Regions from separate parts of the Homo sapiens genome. Here region 2 is linked to region 1. Evidence: chromatin loops called from intact Hi-C (ENCODE). Cell type or tissue: HepG2. All regions are shown on one strand. Each heading gives the region's core, and the rest is flanking DNA. Links, peaks and the distances in the headings are about the cores only.

Region 1 (9,647 bases), core at 2,944-7,943:
TCATCCCAGCATTGGCAGGGTTTGGCCTCAGATGCTGGGCTGGCCCAGGTTGGTCAGAAGTGAGGCTGCAGTGTGGAAAGCCCCGTAAGTGTGTATGAATAGGAGGCAGAGGTGTGAAGGGCAGTGTGGGGCTGAGGAAGCAGGTCTGCAGTCTGCCCCAGTGTCTCTGACTTAGTGATTATTTTGTAATTATGTGGTATATGTCAGTCACCTGTGTGGTGGAGTGCTCTGTGTTTGTCTTTATAAACCCAGATGAGAGGATGAAGGCAACAAGCTTCTGTACCAACATACATGCCCCTTTGCCTCAAGTCTGGTTATTTTAGGGGGATGCTAGGTTGCTTTGGGTCTACCTTACTGAGAAAATGGCCCCAGGTCATTGTCATGTCCAGTTGTGGTAGACAGCATGTGTCCTAAAGGGTATATTCACATGCATGTGCAAAAATACAGGGGTCCTTCTAACCCTATCACAGAGAAGCAGGAGACTGCAGGATGAGTCAAGATGCTAAGTGATGACAGGTTATTTGATTCCAAAAGAATAAGGACGTTTCCCTGTTAGAAAGAGGATGTTTAGTACAACACCAAACATCCTGAGAAACAGATCAATTGCTACATGTTTCTGCAAAGACAAGGGTGATGCCTTAGGTGCACAGGTACCTGTACCGCCCCGCCCCCCGACCTGTGGGAAGGAGGCCTGAACCACCCCTACCAGGGGTTCAGTTTCCCTTGCCTGGACCACAAGGGCAGAACAAACTTGGGTCTAGGGTGCGGCCTGTTTGGACGCAGTAATTCTGGGCTGTGAGAACGGGCTGTCAGTTTCGGACTAGGACAGTTAGCAAAGTGGAAAGGGACTGGTATAGCCGTCCCTGGAGCTAGGGAAATGAATACCCCTCTCCTCCCTGCTTCCCTACCCCTCCGATTTTTCTACAGCCACTCTTTTAGGGCCCCTTCAAGGCAATGGCTGGGAACTAGCACAAGAGATTCCCAGGAATGAGGGAGCTGGAGGTGGGAGCTAGGGATCCGAAGCACCCGGGGTCCGAGCTGCAGTCTTCGAGCCGCAGTCTTCGCTGGAGAGGCCGCCGCCGGCCAGGGGCTCAGGGCCGGACGGCTGGGCGGAGGGCCCTAGGGCTAGGAGAGGGAGAGGCAGGACAGGCGGCGGAGATAACCTCATTCCCCGTCCTCCTGCCAGAACAAAGGCGACCTTAGAAGCTCCGGCCCATTGTAGTTGCGGGTCCCGGGGGGCTGGGTCTCTACAGCCCCCTCCAGGCGTTGCTCCTAGACCCGGAAAGTTCCTGATCTCGGGGAAACAGTACCGAAATGCGGCCCACTCCTGGTCTTCGTCGGCTCCTCCCCTTCGGTGCTCGCGAGCGGCCCCGACCTTCGGAGTCCTGGACGATTCCGCATTCGCTTTTCCCCTTCCAGCGCCTCGGTTAGCGGAGACGCCGCTTCCCCGCGCGCCGGGACCGCGCCGCCCAAGCGCTGCGCAGAGAGCGCAGACATGTTCCTTTTCGTTCGTGTGGGGTTTCGTTTGTTGCATTAAGACGGGGCTGAAATGAGCATCGCTGAGACCCGGTTCTCTAGAAAACGCGGCGCCGGAGGGCCCGAGACGGCTCGGCTCCCAGCCCAGAGGCCTGGCCGGGACTGGAGGGCGTAGAGCCGCCGGGGAGCGCATCCGTCTGCAGCGGCGACGATGGACCGCGAAGCAACAGCGCTACAGGGTTCGAAAAGTCCTTCAGTGCCCAACGGATTTCCGGGTCCGAAAATGCAGCCACACTTGGCTCCATCTCCGCGTCCAGACTCGGTTCTTGAGGGAAAAATCCAACTGTTTGTGCTACTCGATAACGTACCCGCTGGGACTGATGGCTCAGGAAGCGGCGGCAATTTCCAAGAGGGTTTTGCGAAGGATTTATCCGCCTCGCCTGACTGGAGACGCTCAGAGCCGGAGCTGGATTTCTCTCCAGGCGCCCCCGGCCCTCGGCGCCCGGAGGCAGGAACCGCGGTGCGGAGGGCGTCAGGGGCTGGATTCGAAGCCGAGGGTGCGGCCCAGGATGCCGACTCCGGACAAGCTGAACGGCTGGAGGCCACAGGACTTAGGAACGACCCCGCCCTCTCCTCCGAGCCCCTATCCCTCCACAAGCCTCCAACCCGCCAGCCCCTCGGCCGCGGCGGCCCGCGGGCTCACACACCGCCCCAACTACAACTCGGCCCCTGGGCGCCAGGTTTCGAGACCCAGGCTTCGGATCGAGCCCACGGAGGACCAGGGTAGATTGCTCAATTTTAAAGATATCCTCATGTTATCAGTAAACATTTATTTTTAAGTGGCAGAAACTCTTGCCCAAGGCAGATGACATTGTAGCATTTTTGTTTTTTCGGATTTGGATTTGGGCAAGTCTTTGAAATCTTCAAAGAGGAGGCAAGGCTACCCACAACAATTCTTATTCTAGTAATTACATTCTCTGGTTTTGTGGTATCTGCCAGGTCAGCATCTATTGGCCAGGTGGGACTGAAAAAATTGCCTGACAAATCGGGACCTGGGAAAGCGGTTTTCTGTGAAAGTCAAAGTGTCAAGAGATAATTTTCATTTTATTATCTAAACAACTGTGCCAAACATCTAATTGACTGTAGACCTAGACTACAGACCGTCACATTAGCTCCTGGAGCCGAAGCTCCAGCCATGTCCCTTTCATTTGTTTCTCTAAAAGCCGGGTTACCTAGCTCTGAGCCATAGACCCTTCTCACAAGGCTGTGGTCTGGTCTACACTAACAAAATAAAACTGGAAACTAAAGTGATGCCTGTACAAATCAAGGCCACTCTTTAAAATAAAATTTAAAAAAAAAGAAAAGAAAAAAACAAACTCCAACAAATTTCAAGGAAGAAAACGAACTCCAACAAATGCAACTCTCTTTTCTCCGGGAAAGACAAATAATTGAAACGTGTGTGTGTGTGTGTGTGTGTGTGTGTGTGTGTGTGTAGGGCCAGTGGAGGATCTTTATTAGCAAGCCGATTGCTGGATGCAAACTCCGGGGTTCGGACTGGCTACGACCTTAAAAGCCCTCTGCCCCCGCCCCCTGCCCGGGAAAACTGTCCTCGGTATTCCAGCAGCCGGGTGGGCTCCCTCCCGAAGGCGGCGAGCAACGGCGGAAGCCAGTTTGCTTACTGCAAACCTTCCCCACCTTGGGTAGGAGAGGCACGTGTGACTTGGAGAAGTCGGGCCAAGGTTGCCGAGAAACATCCCAAGACAGCCAGGCCCTCCACACTGAACATTAACTCTCCGATTCGCCCTCCCTGCTGCCCTTGCTTCCCCCAGAGCTGGGGCACGCGAATGGACTTTCCCCCGCCCGGACGCGCCAGCGAAGGCTGAGGTCTCGGAGGTGGTGGTGGACTTGCGAGAGAAGCGTGGTGCGAGGTTAAGCCGGGCGGAGGGAGAGCGGGAGGAGTTGTACTCTGGTCTGAGACTGGCTCAGCTGGGAGAGAGAATTGGGCAGGCTGTGGCGAGGGCCAGCACAGGCTCCGAGGACGCGCCTGGGCTTGCGTCCGAACTGGTATATTTTCTAGAAAAGCCTGGAGGTCTCCACCTGCTTTCCTGGGAGGGAGACCTACGCGGCGAAGGCGCGGGTGGATGCCGCACAGCTCTTCCCTGCCTGGGAATCTACCTCCGCGGACCTGCAGCCTTCCCGGCAGTAACTTCTAAACAGCCCCGCGCGCCCCCGAGCCTCCCCCGCATCGCCGCAGCACGGGCGCCGGCCGGCCGCCTCGGCGGGCACAGCGTGGACACTCACCCTGGAAGCGGTGGCCGAAGAAGCGGTTCCGCAGGACCCAGGGGTAGAAATGGAGAGGGTCCCGGTGCTGGGCGCCGAAGAAGGAGTGCGGGGGCTGCAGCGGGGAGGCGCCCAGCTGGTGCGCCGGATGCACGGTCAGCGCGGGGTGGTTCATGGCCTCGGGGAACACGAGCTCGGGCCCACCGTAGAGCGAGCGGCCCGCGCCCGCGGCGGCCGCGGCAGGGAAGCCACTCACGAAGGCCGCCTCGGCCGCGCTGGGGTGAGGGTAGTTGAGCGCCGTGGGCCGGAGCGGTTCCTCGGAGGCGGCCGCCGCCAGGAGATGGGAGCCCGCGCCCCCGCCGCCAGTGCCCCCGCCGGTGCCGCCGTCCTTGGCCACCAAGGACTCTATGGTAAAGCCGCGCTTGGCCGCGGGCTGGAACATGGTCGCAGCCGCGGGAGCTGTGCGAGGCAGCCGGGCTCTGGGGAGCGCTCCGCGTCCTGGCGCCGCCGCCTTGCGGGGTGTGCACCCAGCCAGGCACATGCACACCCGCCCGCACCCCTCACCTCCCCCGCCCGCCCGCTCGCGCTCGGCCCCCGCGGGCGAGCCAGGCGCGGAGCGGCGAGGGGTGTGTGAGCGAGCGACCGCGGGGTCCGGCCACAGCGTACGGCCAGGCGCGGCGGCTGCTGCGGCGGAGCGGGCAGCTCCAGGCGCCCGCACAGGCGCGGGCTCCGTGCTAGGCTGCGAGCTGCCAGTAAGGCCCGAGGGTTGAGCTCGTCTCCCTCCTTTCGGAGTCCCGCTGGGACCGACCCCAGCCCCCGGTGTCCCCGCACTGCCCTGCCCAGCCCCGGCCGCCCAGCGCTGCGAGGCGCGAGTTAGCGGGCACCTGCCCCGCGCTCGCCCATTGGCCGCCGCTCACCTGCCCCAAGGTGGGGGGCGGGGCGGGGCGGGGCGAGGGACGGCGGGTGGGGAGGGAGCCCGCAGTCGGAGGCAAAAGCCGGACTGGAGCCTTCGCGGGGAGATCCAGGCCTCCTCCTCCCCTCGCCACTGGCTTCTCCTCGCGACTCCGCCCTTTAGCTGAGTCTGGTGGCCGTGCCGCCGTCTCAACCCACGCGGGAGCCGAAGAAGGCGTCCGAAGGGCTTGGGGCTAAACTCCAACCCTCCCCTCCCCGGTGTGTAGCTCAGCCTAACTCTCCCATTCGTCCCGGGATGTCGTTTCAGTTCTCAGAGAACTTGGATCCGAGCGGAGGGTGGATGTTTGGGGTCCAACACATTGGTTTTCCCGAAAACCAGCTCTCTGCCCCCCTGCTCTCCGGGACTCTCCCACTCACCCACCATCGGCCTCCTGGGCCGCGGTCTGAAGCTGCGACCTTGTTCCTGAGGTTTCGCGTTTTCTGGATGTCACGGGGGACAGCTCTGGAAAGGGGACGCTCACTCCCTTCACAAGGGGCCAGGCGGGGCACTGCGCGGGAGAAGCCGCCGGAGCGGTCCCACTGCCACCCTCCAGCTGTTCGCGGGGCTGGAAGCAGCTCCAGTGCCCAGACACGGTGCCGCGACCGGCTTGGACCAGGACGGCGGGCCTCGGCACTGGGAGATCCACCCCCTCGCCTTCTCTGAGGCTCTGGGGGCTCAAGTGTCGGCGGGCCGGACCAGGTCAGGGCCTCGGAGACACTGTGGCTTAAATTGAAGCTGGCCAAGTAGCCCGAGCCCATCTCAAGAGAACACGCCAGCCGTCAGGACACGCAGAAGCAGCCTGACCTCCCTCGACCTTCACCTTCCACCCGCGACCGCGGAACCGCGGACGACTCTGCTCCGGCCAGTTTTTCCGTACGGCGGACGAATTCCCCGGGGGCAGTTCTCACGACAGGCTGTGAGAGCCGGGACTCCCCAAACTTTCCCACCCCACCTTCGAGGCCGCAGAAAGGCGCCGCTCCGAGGCCTAGGAGGGCGCGGGCGGCGGTGGGGAGGCTGGGACCTGGACCTTGCCGGCGCACTGCGGAGAGGGAGCCGCAGAGAGTTCCGCTTCCTCGCCGCTGCCGGGGTCCATTCTAGCGGCCTGAGCGCTGCCTGGGCGCGCAGATCTGGGTTGGGCCTCCTGACGCCCCAAGGCCACGGGGTCCGTGCGCCGCGCAACTCTGCGGGGACTCCAGGCCGGGTCTTGGCAGCGGCCCGCCTGAGCGCCGGGAGCCGTGGTTTGGAGAGCGCTCAGGGCGCCCCGGCCGCCACAAAGCGGGTTAAAGTCTATTTTCCACTCGACTGCTCCGAAAAGCCCCCGCGCGCCGACGCCGTTCCGGCCCCCTTGGGCGAGGTGGGGAGGGGCGGCCAGGGGTGGGGAGGCGAGGCGGCCGCACCCAGCACTCCTCCGCGTCCTGGGAACCCCGGGGCCTGGCACGGCTGAGACACCGCAGAGGCGCCTTCGGAAGGAATGATGGAATCCGTGGGGAGCGCGGGTTCTCGCTGGCCTCTCCGGAGATTTCCAGCTTTCTGTGATGGTCTTTTCCTCTCGTTTGTGTCTCAGGCTCTTTATTTTCCCCCTCTCCTGTCTCCCGGCTCCCCTACCTCCCGACTTTTCCTCCTCTGATTTCTTCCCCCTCCTCCTTTTCCCCACCCTCAGTCTGGGAAAAGTGGAAGCGCCGCCGAGGGGGGGACCAGGACCCGACCAGGCCGTATCTCTAAGGGGGCGGGGGTGCGGAGCTGGGCAGAGGTACAGAAGGAGATTTTCGTTCCATATGGAAGGAGACAACGACGGGATTTTGTTGGAACAAGGTTCCCACAGGGATGCGGGTTCAGTTGGGTAAACGTTGCCTGGGCCTGTGCTCTGCGGTGACAGAGCAAGTGCTGGGGGCTGAGACAAGACAGGAGCCCAGCAAGCTGAACCCGGCCCGAGGGCCTTGCGCTCCTAGCCTGGTAATGAATCCCACCCGTTCTGTCGCAGACCCCCACCGAGAGGCTGGCCAGGGGCCACGAACTTGTTTAACTGGGCAGGTAGAGAAGCTTGGAATCTACCGACCGTCCTAGACTTGCATCTACACTGGCCACCTCCTTTCATTCGTGTGGCTCTGGGTATACTTGTTCATATCTAAATCAATAGACCTTTTATTACACCACCTTCCCTTGTGAGGCATTCAAATGCTGACATTTCTACTCGGGAGGCTGAGACAGGAAGATCTCTCGAGCCCAGGAGGTCGAGGCTGCAGTGAGCCGTGATCATACCGCTGCACTCCAGCCTGGGCGATACAGGGAGATCCCATCTCTAAAACAAACAACAAAAAACGTTGACATCCAGCTGTCTGTCATTAACTCCACTTTACAGATGAAGAAACAGCGGAGGATCAGTAACTTGAGTCTGGTCACCGTCTTGGTTGGGCTGGGACAGCCCCGGGGTCCCAGCCTGGCCTAGCTTCCACTCCCATTCCATCCCTGTGAGGATGCAGTCGCAGACTTCCCGGGGGAGGGGGAGGGGGTGCTGGAATGCGCTGGGTGATAGGAGTTCCGTTTTCGTCCTCCCTCACCTTTTCCTCTCCCAGCGCCCCTTTCTGTCAGCTTCCTCTCCAGTAATTCCCTAATTTTCTTCCTTTTCTTCCATAGCTCTGCTTATCTTTATCCCTTGGCCAGTTTCCTCTATTTTCACTCCTCTTAGGACCTATTCTCTTGTCGTTTCCTCTGCAGCAAGTTAAGAGAAGAATTTGTCACCCTCAGGGGGTCTCTAAGCCTGCCTCTGTGTACTGGATTCAGTATCAGTGCCCCCACCCCCACCCCAATCTTCTCCTGTGCCATCTCCCCTGCCCTGTTCCTCCCAGACTCTCATACTGCTCCCTCTACCACCATCCCCCACAACTGATCGTATACACAAATACTTCCCCTCTTCACCACTGGACAGCTGCCCATCTTAACCAAAACCCGTTCCCCCCACCACCTTCTGCTCCCTGCCCTTCGTTTCCTCCCACCCAAGCTGCTGAGCTCTGCCAGAGACTGGAGGCTCTTCACGCTGGAGTCCACTACATCCCACCCATCTTCAGGCTGCTTACCTTTCACTTTGCCCCTGTCCAGCCTCCCACCAGTTTCCTGGAGGTCCCATCTCCTGCAACCCGGAGCCTCACTTTTTGGAGAATAGCCCGATGCCTCCCAGGCTGATACAGCCTAGCCTACCTGTTCTGGCTCTGGCCCCACATTAACGTTTTCCCTCCCTCTCTCTATTTCTGGAATAACCTGGCCCCAAATCCAGACTCTCCTATTTATTAGTGGTGAGCCCTGGGCCAATTATTTTGCCTCAGCTTGCGTATCTGTGAAATTGCAAGCGTTATACGGGACCTCTGTGAGGAGTAAATGAGATAACATATGTGGTGCACTGGATCAATGTCAGACTCCAAAGAGCACTCAGTACAAGTTATTGTCTCTGCCTTTGTCCATGCGGAGAACTTGGGAATCACCTCAAAGCATCACTCTCTCATCCTCCACATCCAATCAGTGGCTCAGTCATCCAGTGATGTAATCCTCAAGTCTATATCCTCTTCCTTTTGCTTCTTTGCTGGCTAACTTCGTTCTTAAAACTCAGTTCATCTCCCTGGGAAGCCCTCCACCCCATTCTTTCATAGCATTCACCTGCGATGGGGGTTGTGTGTGTCTCCATCTGTCTCCCTCACAAGGCCATGACTCCCTGCTCCCTCTAGCTGGGAAGCTGCTATGTACATCTCGCCACCAGCACAAGCCAGGCAATGTTTCTCCAACAGAGATCTTGTGAGAATTTGGACCAGCCACACCCCCAGCCATCTCTCTTTCACCTTTCACCTCCTTCTTTCCTATTCAGCCTGACTTCATCTTTATGTCTCCTTGCCTTACAAAGAGTTTTCTGTCCTCATGTTTCTCTCAGTCTTTTGACTTGTCTTTTTCACCACAAAATTTCTTGAATGATTTTTAGTCTCTCTCCAATTCTCTCACTTGCCCTCTATCCAAGCCTTTGCAACCAGACTTGGATGCCCATCATATTAGGAAAATGGCTTTTGCAAAAGCTCCAAACATTTCATTATGGTATGAGGACAAGGGCAAGCAACACGTGCTTGTGGAGAGCACAATAAGTTCAACCTCATGGAGTTATTGAGACCTAATGAGTTATAATCTCCACCTGATGAACTTGGAGCAGTGCCTGGAACATAGTAGGCTTTTGATAAATATTAACTGCTATTATTTCATAGAGCCGTGCTAGGAGCCAAATGCGGTAATGTGGTGCTTGAGAAGTGGATGGCCCAAACAGAGATGTTCTGTAAATGTGAATATCCACTGCATTTAGTGTTAAACAGGCTTAGTGCTAAAACATTTAAAATATTAATATTTTTATATCGATTACACATAGTAATGGATATATTGAGTAAAATGAAATATCTTAAGAAGATTATTTTATCTATTTCTTTCTACTTTTTAAATGTGGCCACTAGAACATTTAAAATTATGTGTCTCACATTATATGTCTATTGGACAGAGTTATAAAAAATACAGATAATCCAAAAGGGGGGAGTGAAGGGAAAACAGAGATCTTATAATTGTCAAATCCTACTACCCAGAAACAAACATCGTGAAATTCTTACAGTATATCCTTCCAGTTCTTTCTATATGTGCCTCCCTTTAAAAAAAGGATCATACTGTACATAGTATTGTAACTTCTTTATCTTTATAACCAATCAAAGCATCTTTGCCTCTCATTAAATATTTTTTATTGTTGGACATTAATACAGTTTACAGATTTTCACTGTTTTAACAAAATTTCGACAAACAGCTCCATAGCTGTATCTTACCGCATGTTTGTGTTTCTTTTCTACATATTTCTAGCTGTGTAATTTCCAGATATGCAATATTTTAATTCTTTTGATCCATTGTCACTAGTTTGGCCTCTGGAAGT
Region 2 (9,647 bases), core at 2,398-7,397, 260 kb before region 1:
ATCCTCTGCCTCCCAGGTTCAAGTGATTCTCCTTCCTTAGCCTCTCGAGTAGCTGGGACTACAGGTGCGTTCCACTATGCCCAGCTAATTTTTGGTTTTTGTTTGTTTGTTTCTGAGATAGCGTCCCACTTTGTCATCCAGGCTGGAGTGCAGTGGTGCGATCTCTGCTCACTGCAACTTCCACCTCCCAGGTTCAGTCAATTCTCCTGCCTCAGCCTCCCAAGTAGTTGGGATTACAGGTAGGTGCCGCCCGCTCGGCTACTTCTTGTATTTTTAGTAGAGACAGGGTTTTGCCATGTTGCCCAGGCTGGTCTCAAACTCTTGGGCTTAAGTGATCTGCCCATCTTAGCCTCCCAAAGTTCTGGGGCTACAGGCATGAACTTGAGCTACCGCACCTGGCCAAAACTTGTAGCTTTTTTTTTTTTAAATAATTGTATGTGCTAGACTTTTTTTATATGTATACTTTAAGTTCTAGGGTACATGTGCACAACGTGCAGGTTTGTTACATATGTATACATGTGCCATGTTGGCGTGCTGCACCCATTAACTCGTCATTTACATTAGGTATATCTCCTAATGCTATCCCTCCCCGCTCCTCCCACCCCACAACAGGCCCCAGTGTGTGATGTTCCCCTTCCTGTGTCCAAGTGTTCTCATTGTTCAATTCCCACCTATGAGTGAGAACATGTGGTGTTTGGTTTTCTGTCCTTGTGACAGTTTGCTGAGAATGATGGTTTCCAGCTTCATCCATGTCCCTACAAAGGACATGAACTCATCCTTTTTTATGGCTGCATAGTATTCCATGGTGTATATGTGCCACATTTTCTTAATCCAGTCTATCACTGATGGACATTTGGGTTGGTTCCAAGTCTTTTCTATTGTGAACAGTGCCGCAATAAACATACGTGTGCATGTGTCTTTATAGCAGCATGATTTATAATCCTTTGGGTATATACCCAGTAATGGGATGGCTGGGTCAAATGGTATTTCTAGTTCTAGATCCTTGAGGAATCACCACACTGTCTTCCACAATGGTTGAACTAGTTTACAGTCCCACCAACAGTGTAAAAGTGTTCCTGTTTCTCCACATCCTCTCCAGCACCCCTTGTTTCCTGACTTTTTAATGATTGCCATTCTAACTGGTGTGAGATGGTATCTCATTGTGGTTTTGATTTGCATTCCTTTGATGGCCAGTGATGATGAGCATTGTTTCATGTGTCTGTTGGCTGCATAAATGTCTTCTTTTGAGAAGTATCTGTTCGTATCCTTCGCCCACTTTTTGATGGGATTGTTTGATTTTTTCTTGTAAATTTGTTTAAGTTCTTTGTAGATTCTGGATATTAGCCCTTTGTCCAATGGGTAGATTGCAAAAATTTTCTCCCATTCTGTAGATTGCCTGTTCACTCTGATGGTCGTTTCTTTTGCTGTGCAGAAGCTCTTTAGTTTAATGAGATCCCATTTGTCAATTTTGGCTTTTGTTGCCATTGCTTTTGGTGTTTTAGACATGAAGTTGCCCATGCCTATGTCCTGAATGGTATTGCCTAGGTTTTCTTCTAGGGTTTTTATGGTTTTAGGTCTAACATTTAAGTCTTTAATCCATCTTGAATTAATTTTTGTATAAGGTGTAAGGAAGGGATCCAGTTTTAGCTTTCTACATATGGCTAGGCAGTTTTCCCAGCATCGTTTATTAAATAGGGAATCCTTTCCCCATTTCTTGTTTTTGTCAGGTTTGTCAAAGATCAGATGGTTGTAGATGTGTGGTATTATTTCTGAGGGCTCTGTTCTGTTCCATTGGTCTACATCTCTGTTTTGGTACCAGCACCATGCTCTTTTGGTTACTGTAGCCTTGTAGTATAGTTTGAAGTCAGGTAGTGTGATGCCTCCAGCTTTGTTCTTTTGGCTTAGGATTATCTTGGCAATGTGGGCTCTTTTTTGGTTCCATATGAACTGTGAAGTGAAAAACTTGTAGCTTTTCTAAGCAAACATAAATACCTGCACTCTGGCAAGCTCCTCTACCTACCTGCCTACCTCCAAATCTTATATTTAGTTCATCATTTACTTCAGTGATGCGCAACCTTTTTCTGCATTTAGGAACACCTTTTTTTCTTTGAGACGGATTCTCGCTCTGTCGCCAAGGCTGGAGTGCAGTGGCACGATCTTGGCTCACTGCAACCTCTGCCTCCTGGGTTCAAGCGATTCTCCTGCCTCAGCCTCCCAAGTAGCTGGGATTACAACCACCACACCCAGCTAATTTTTGTATTTTTATTAGAGACAGAGTTTCACCATGTTGGCTAGGCTGGTCTCAAGTGATCCGTCCACCTCAGCCTCCCAAAGTGCTGGGATTACAGGCATGAACCACCGTGCCCATCCCCTATTTTTAAACGATTTTTTTTTTAAATTTTGGATCTCAGAAGCAGAGGGCTGAGATATTCTCTCCTGCTCTTTTGTGGGCATTGCCATCAGAGGTCCACACTAGACCCCACTCTTCATTCTGGCTTTTTCTCTTTCCCCCTATTTCCTCCTCCTCTCCTAGTAAGCCCTTCTCTTGTGTATTTGCTATTATTTATGGATCCATGTAAAATGTGCAGGGCTGTTCTGTATTTGTTTTTAATTTACATAAATGGTATTGTGTATAAATCTCTTTTTTAAAACTATTTTTAAAGTCTCTCTTTGGTGCTGTATGCATGGAAGTTTCATTGCTTCTAATAGCTGTTTTCTAGTATTTCACGTTGCAGATGAAAAGTCGGCTGTCAGGTTAACTATTTGCAGAAAATCTTTCTGTTGTTAAAAAGTTTGGAAGGTTTTTTTCTTTATCATCAGTATTCAAAAGCTTCAGGAAGATGATTGGGTGTGTATCTTCTCTCCACATGCCTTTCCAGCTGTAGGCAACAGGCAGTTGGAGGGGGTAGTTATCAATTGAGTTTTGCTTGTGTTGAGTCTGAGGTGTCTGAGAAACATCCTAGTGGAGATACCTAACCAGAAGTTAGATAACAGAAGTTGTCTGGACTGGATATAGATTTGGGAGTCATCTGCATGTGGGTTCTAGTTTGAAAAGAAAAATGAATGGATAAGCTCAGAGATGGAGGAGAATTGGTCAAGCAGGAAGATGAGTGGGCCAAGTTGCCAAAAGCAGAGGATCTATTACTATCAGTGACCAATGGTTTTCCTCCCCTTTCTTCTTTTTTTAAAACCATAATAAAATATTTCGAACACCAAGAAAGTTATAGATAAAAATGTAAGTACTCAAGAACTCACCATTCATCATTCTTGACTGTAGGTTTTGCCACTTTTACATGAGTTTTTTTTTTTTTAAATAAAAGCACATTGCAGACACATATGGGGCCTTTTGTACCCCTCTCCAGTCCTATTTGCTGGAGTCACCTCCAAATCTAATTTGGTATTATTTACACTCACAGACTCATACAATTCCTCCATATTTATTGACCCATAAGTAGCTTATAGAAGTATTTTGTATGCTTTTAAACTTCATATATGGGGCCAGGCACGGTGGCTTATGCCTGTAATGCCAGCACTTTGGGAGGCCAAAGCAGGAGGATTGCTTGAGCCCAGGAGTTTGAGACCAGCCTGGAGAACATAGTGAGACCCTGTCTCCAAAAATGTTTTTATTAAAATTATAAATATAAATTTAAAAAAGAAAAAACTTCATATATGTAGTATCATACTGTACTAATGCTTCAGCTTGCCTCTTTCACTCAGACTGTTTGCAAGTTTTATGTACATAACCCTAGTTTATTAATTTTCATTGCTATAGAGTATTCCAAAGATGAATATATTACACTTTGTTTATCCAGTTATACTGTTAGTGGATATTTGGTTGTGTCCAGTTTTTGGTTAACAGTGCTACAAAGGATAGCACCTGCTGCTCTGGGCTGACCGCCACACTCAGGCAGTTCTGGGAGTTGATTGGAGATCCCTGAAGGAGGTAAGGGCTGCTTCAGAGACCGCTAATGGAGCATCTGCTATATGCTAGATATTGCAAAATTGTAGCCCTTAATCCTCTCCACAACCTATGAAAATCACAACACCCCCCCCCCCTTTTTTTTTTTTTTTTTTGAGACAGAGTCTCACTGTCAACCCAGGCTGGAGTGCAGTAGTGTGATCACATGGCTCACTGCAGCCTTGACCTCCTAGTCAAGCCATACTCCCTTAGCCTCCCAAGCGATTCTCCCACCTCAGCCTCCCTAGTACCTGTGACTACAAGACGCATCACCATGCCGGGCTAATTGTTTTTTTTTTTTTTTTTTTTTTGGAGAGACAGGGTTTCGCCATGTTGCCCAGGCTGTTCTCAAACTCCTGGGCTCAAGCAGTCAGCCCTCCTCGGCTTTCCAACGTGCTACGATTACGGGCAGGAGCCACCGACCCCGCCGAAAAATCACCAATCTTTATAAGGAACACAAGGCTCAGAAACAGGGGTAACACAACTAGTCCAGGTCACGCAGCTAGTAAGTGGCAGAAGGGGGGGGGCACCCTCTCATCCCTCCAGGCTCCTCTGGCCCTGACCTTGCATTGTCCCTCCTTCCCCAGCGAACGCACTGCCTCAGCTCCCCTCTTACAGCCGCAGCCCTGGAGGAAGGGATGCTTCTGGAACTGCTGGGGTTGGTGCTCCGCAGTTGACCGGGACATTCCTGGGTTTGGTGCTGGGATGGAACCTGTCAGTGCCTACTGCCTGGGTATACTCCACCCAGGGGCAGAACAGGTGACTCACAGCACTGCCCAGCACAGAGCTAGGCCTGTGCCTGTTTTGGGGGTCCAGGTTCCTGGGTGCCAGAACCCCATTTTCTCAGTCTCCACAGAGCTGTACGAGGGGTACAGTGCCCTGGAGAATTTAAGCCCTTCATTAATGGTTTGTAAAAGTCTGGACTTCCTTTTGGGAAACCTGGGCTCCAGTCCTGCTGCTTGATGCAGGAACGTCACTGAGGTCCCCTGAAAAGTGGGGTGATAGTGTCAGGTGGTACTGAGCCCAGTGATGGAGGCAGCAATTTGTTTTGTAAGTGCCTGCGGCTCCTGGGCGCAGTCCCAGCGAGGACGCGAGAACGCGCGGGGATGTGAACGGTGGGGGGCGCCCGGAACCGAGGAGCTGAAGGGCCCGGCGGACGTAGGCCGTCATTTCTCGCGGCGAGCAGCAGGGGGCGCGCGCAGACTGTACAATGCTGGCGCCCCACCTCCCGGCAGCGGGCGGGGACGCATCCCGCGGGTCTCTAGAGCGGGAGATCGCGCGGGAAAGGGCCGTGCCGGGAAGGGGCTGTGCCGGGAAGGAGCGGAGGGATCAGTGCTTCGAAGGGATCTGTACGCCAAGATGATCCTAACTCCTTAGGAGCTTCGAAGCTACGGGAAATGAAGCTGGAACGGGGGAGAGGGGGAAGGGCGCTGTGCCCCGGGGGCGGTAAAGGATGGGTGGTGGTGGGGAACGGGGACACTGTCGAGCGCTGACTACCGCTGCGCTCGGGCTGGTGGAGTCACTGCTTCCTAACTGTGGGGAAGAAACAAACATTCCCCGCCCCTCCTCCCAGGAGGAAGAGCCGGTCACTTCTGGAAGTCCCAGCAGCTCACTACGGAACTTAGGGGAGGGTGAAGAAGAGAAGGCGTAGAGCGGGGAAGTGGCTTGGTCAGTTCAGAAGCACCAATAGCATAGGACTTCATAACCTTCCAAGAAGAGGGCTGGTTACAAAGCGTCTTCGCCTCCCAGGGGCTGGGTTGGGGGTGTCCCAGGAGCCAGAGTGAGGCATGAGTGGGGAGTCCCTGCGTCACTCCAGAGAGGAGGCCCGCTTGGGCACAGGTGCCCCAGGGACCAGCCTACTGCGCTTTCAAGCCCCTACGTCTTTCTAAGGGATGAGGGATCCTATCCTAGACCAAACCTGCCAGCCCATACTGAACATACCGCCTTTCTTTGAAAGAAAAGTGGGGGGGAGGCTAAAGACCTTCGCAGAGGGACCCTGAGATGGAATCAGATGCTAAATTTGCGCACAGCCCTCTGAGCTGGAAAACTGGAGAACTTCCTGGAGGAAGAGGCTGGGAGCTAGCTGTGCCTTGATAGGTGGGCAGAATTTGGAGAAGCCAGGGCAAAGTCTTGTTTGTAGGAATGAGCAGTCCGCCTGGGAAACGGGAAAGAGTTGGAATTTGCGGGGCGGGAGGGCAGGGGCAGGGCCAGAGGAACTCTAGCTGGGGGTGCGGCTACCAGGAGAGGAGCTGGTTCTGGAGTTCTAGGCTGTCCTTCCGACCTCTGGGGGCCCTGAGATCTGGTTTAAGACTCGGTCTTGTACCCTGGGGCTGCTGGATGCCTGCCGAAGTCTCGCTTCCCGGAGCAGCTGAGGACTCAGCCCTGCGGCTGAGGTCCGCGAGTTCCCTGGACATCACCGGGTGTCGTGCCCGCCGCCCCGCCCTGCGGTCGCGGGCACTGACCCCCAAGTACGCACCGGGCGGGGCCCCGCCACTCTCCAGTCTTCACACCTCCGCCTTTGGGTCTTTTTCCTTCCCTTCCCCAACCGGTTCCCCTTCCCCTCGACCCACTAGGCAGACGGGGAACTAGGGGTGCGGGAGACGGGAGGGTTAGAACCAGGCCTCAAGACGGCGCGGCGAGGTGTGCCTGAGGATGGGGCGAAAGGAGACCGTGCCCGGGTGGCCTCTCCCGAAGGAAAAACCCGTCGCTCCCCATCCGGTGCCTGCCTCCCCGAGTATCCCCCGGGGTGGGCGTCGAGGGCACCCGGGCGCTGGGAGCCGGGGCCGCCCCCTTCCCCCACCACCGAGTCACTGCCGGGCAGGCACCGCCGCGGGCGGAATCGAGCACTGGGGATTGAGGCGGCCGCCGCGTGTTTGCCCAGCGCCCGCCCCCGCCGCCGCGGGCCCTAATCTCCGATACACTTGCGAGTTGGCTTCCTGCCCCGGGGCCCCGGCTCTGCAAGCAAACAGGCCGAGCGCGGCGCTGCATCCGAAATGCGGCATTTGAGCAGCGCGGCGAAGGCGAGCGGGGGAGCGGCCCACCCGGGTAATTGCCCTTCTCGGCTCCTAATCCCCCCGCCGGGCCCCTTCCGCCGGCTGCAGCCCATTGATTAGCTCAGGAGCCGCCGGCTCAACCCAGCTCCCGAGGGGCCATCACAATCCCCACCCTGGGCCCGGGAGGCTGTCAGGACCCCCGCGGGGTCCTTCCGGACTCAGAGCGGGAGCGTGCTCCTGGAAAGGGCAGTGAGATCGCCAGGGAAAAGATGGGGTGGGGGAGAAAGGGGACGTCCAAAAACTTGCAATGGAGCCCAGGCCATGCACGCCCCAGGCCGAGAAAGGCGGGACCTCAGACCCTGCTGTCCCGGTGAAGGAGACAGTGCAGAGGGCCCTTGAGCGCGACTGGGCTTGACACCCCTGAGAGCTCACTGTGGAGCCCGGGTTAGGAGATCCCCAACCACCCAAACACAAATCACCCTCAAGACCCCGTACTTATGCGGTGGCCTGAGCCTGCTTCCTGTGGTCTGCCCAGAGAAACCTGGGCCTCACAGGAGAGGAATGCCAAGTGCTTCAAGCTGGGAAATTGACATGGTCCATTCTACAAAATAGAGCTCAGTGCAGATGAGGAGAGAAATAGGGTTCTATGGAGCCTTTCGGGGCAAACCCACTGATGACTGGGTGATAGCTTCACAGGGACAAGACCCAGTTGCCATCTGGGGTGAGTTTTGTTTCTTCCCTCCCACCTTTCAGCTTCCTATCTGAGCCTGAACTTACACCCCTTCCCCCTCCCAGAATAGCCACCCCAGGCCAGGAAAACTGAGCATTTGCCTACTGAGTCGACCTCCCTGAGTCTAGGCCCACAGTTCAAAGCCTGACTTCTCTGTGCAGGGGCAAGGCTTGCTGCGGGGCCCTCTGGGATCTGGTGAGCAGGGGCCTTCTCTGACACCCTGAAACCTGGGAACAAACACTGGGGTTGGGGGCAGAGGCTGGGCCAATGTAGAACACAACAGCAGAGACACAGGAGAGAAATCAGGCTTCTGGCTAAGAGGAAACCATAGCAAACTAGACCCTCATGCCTCAGTGACCTCCCCTTGTATACCCTTGAACACGGCTGCACTAGGGTGAGGCAAGTGACGTTCCACTGAGGCACACATCTTAAGGAGGCACTCCCTCTCGAGGCCCTGTAAATGCAGGGCTAGCACCTGAGGGAGTGCGTCCTCCCCTCACTCTCATCCTTGGCCTGCCCTCATCTTGCCTAAGAGAGCTGTCCCCTGGCCTCAGATAGCTCCAGTCACTCCCATAACCTGTTGATTTGCCTCAGAGCCCCCCCATCACCTCGCCGTCATCCTCACTACTCACTCGGTTGGTACTGACTATATCTTAGGTGGAACAGCGCGAGGCAGGGACGTCATGCTTTGCAGTCACTGCCAAGAGCAGTACCTGTGTTATTCAGACACAAAGCTAGGCTCTATTCAGACATGGAGTGCTGAATAATACCTGAGTGAGTAAATACCATGTGTCTGCCACCCTCTTCTCCCTGAGGCCTGCCTGAATACTTTCCCCTAGACACGGCTGGCTGCAGTGGGCACTTCTAGGTTGCTCGCTTTACCTCAAGCCCCTTTTAATACTCAGGCCCCGCTGCCTGAGCGTGAGTTTGCACAATTGGTGCGTGCTTGCTCTCACATCTAGTTCTATGTCCTGTTTCTCTTTCCAGCCAAATGCTGAGCTCCCTGAGGGCAGGGACCAAGCCTGTCCTGGAACTCCTTATCTGCCCTGTATGATGAACCCCAAGGCCCTCTCACCCACCTCTGAAGACTGGTCAGACAAGTCCTCCTAATGCCTATTTCTGGTTGAGGAGAGGGTGATCCAGGTCATGTGTTTCTACGTTGACAGAGATGTGTGGAAGCCAAGGTTCTGGGTCCTAGAAGCCTCTCTTTGTGCATGGACTATGAGATCTCGTCATACTCAGTAATCACATCAGGCAAATTATGAAGATTCGGCCGGGCGCGGTAGCTCACACCTGTAATCCCAGCAGTTTGGGAGGCTGAGGCAGGCAGATCACTTGAGGTCAGGAGTTCGTGACCAGCCTGGCCAATATGGTGAAACCTTGTCTCCACCAAAAATACAAGAATTAGGCCAGGTGCGGTGGCTCACGCTTGTAATCTCAGCACTTTGGGAGGCCGAGGCAGGCGGATCACCTGAGGTCAGGTGTTTGGGACCAGCCTGGCCAACATGGCGAAACCCCATCTCTACTAAAAATACAAAAATTGGCTGGTCGTGGTGGTGGGTGCCTGTAATCCCAGCTACTCGGGAGGCTGAGGCAGGAGAATCACTTGAACCCAGGAAACAGAGGTTGCAGTGGGCCGAGATCGTACCACTGTGCTCCAGCCTGGGAGACAGAGCAAGAGTCTGTCAAAAAAAAAAAAAATTGTGAAGACTCAATACTCTCTGACTCACTATTATGTAGGTATGGGCTGGCGGAGGTTTCTCAGCCCTTCTCATGGCCCCAACTCTAATGAATGTGAAACTGCACATGTGAGTGGGCGGGAGTGTGCATATCTGTTGGGGTGTGTGTGTGTGTGTGTGGTGTCTGCTATATTCGAATATGTGTGCGCCTGGGGAGCTGTGTGCGTGTGAGTGGTGTGTGTGGATTCTGTTGGATATGAGTGTAGGTTTGTGGAGGTGTTGGCGGG

Evidence for each region. A loop is a pair of places that touch in the nucleus more often than their neighbours do. Peaks named below come from ENCODE experiments on the same cell type or tissue, not always from the same donor. Only the 100,000 strongest peaks of a DNase experiment are listed, where the experiment ranks them.
Region 2: it touches region 1 in a loop (16-fold over the local background); 2 of 110 quality-filtered maps call a loop at or near these places.

Annotation. Positions count from the first base shown.
Region 1 is chr2:72,912,503-72,922,149 of GRCh38, reverse strand. EMX1 (empty spiracles homeobox 1) reads right to left here and starts at 4,631. Exons shown (of 3, transcript NM_004097.3): 1 at 3,778-4,631. The coding sequence starts at 4,297. RefSeq lists silencers at 4,226-4,345, 4,416-4,835, 5,976-6,145 and enhancers at 4,650-5,266, 5,267-5,884. In HepG2, for the core only: no CTCF peak of the experiment used is centred there; DNase peaks (open chromatin) are centred at 4,759 and 5,879; H3K4me3 peaks cover 3,734 bases; H3K27me3 peaks cover 4,265 bases.
Region 2 is chr2:73,173,047-73,182,693 of GRCh38, reverse strand. No RefSeq gene overlaps it. Among named protein-coding and RNA genes, the nearest start is that of NOTO, 25 kb to the left of the region's middle. RefSeq lists silencers at 5,230-5,309, 6,615-6,834 and enhancers at 5,132-5,805, 5,806-6,479. In HepG2, for the core only: CTCF peaks have their summits at 5,148 (motif pointing right), 6,231 (motif pointing left) and 6,806; DNase peaks (open chromatin) are centred at 5,173, 6,163 and 6,893; H3K4me3 peaks cover 2,187 bases; H3K27me3 peaks cover 3,548 bases.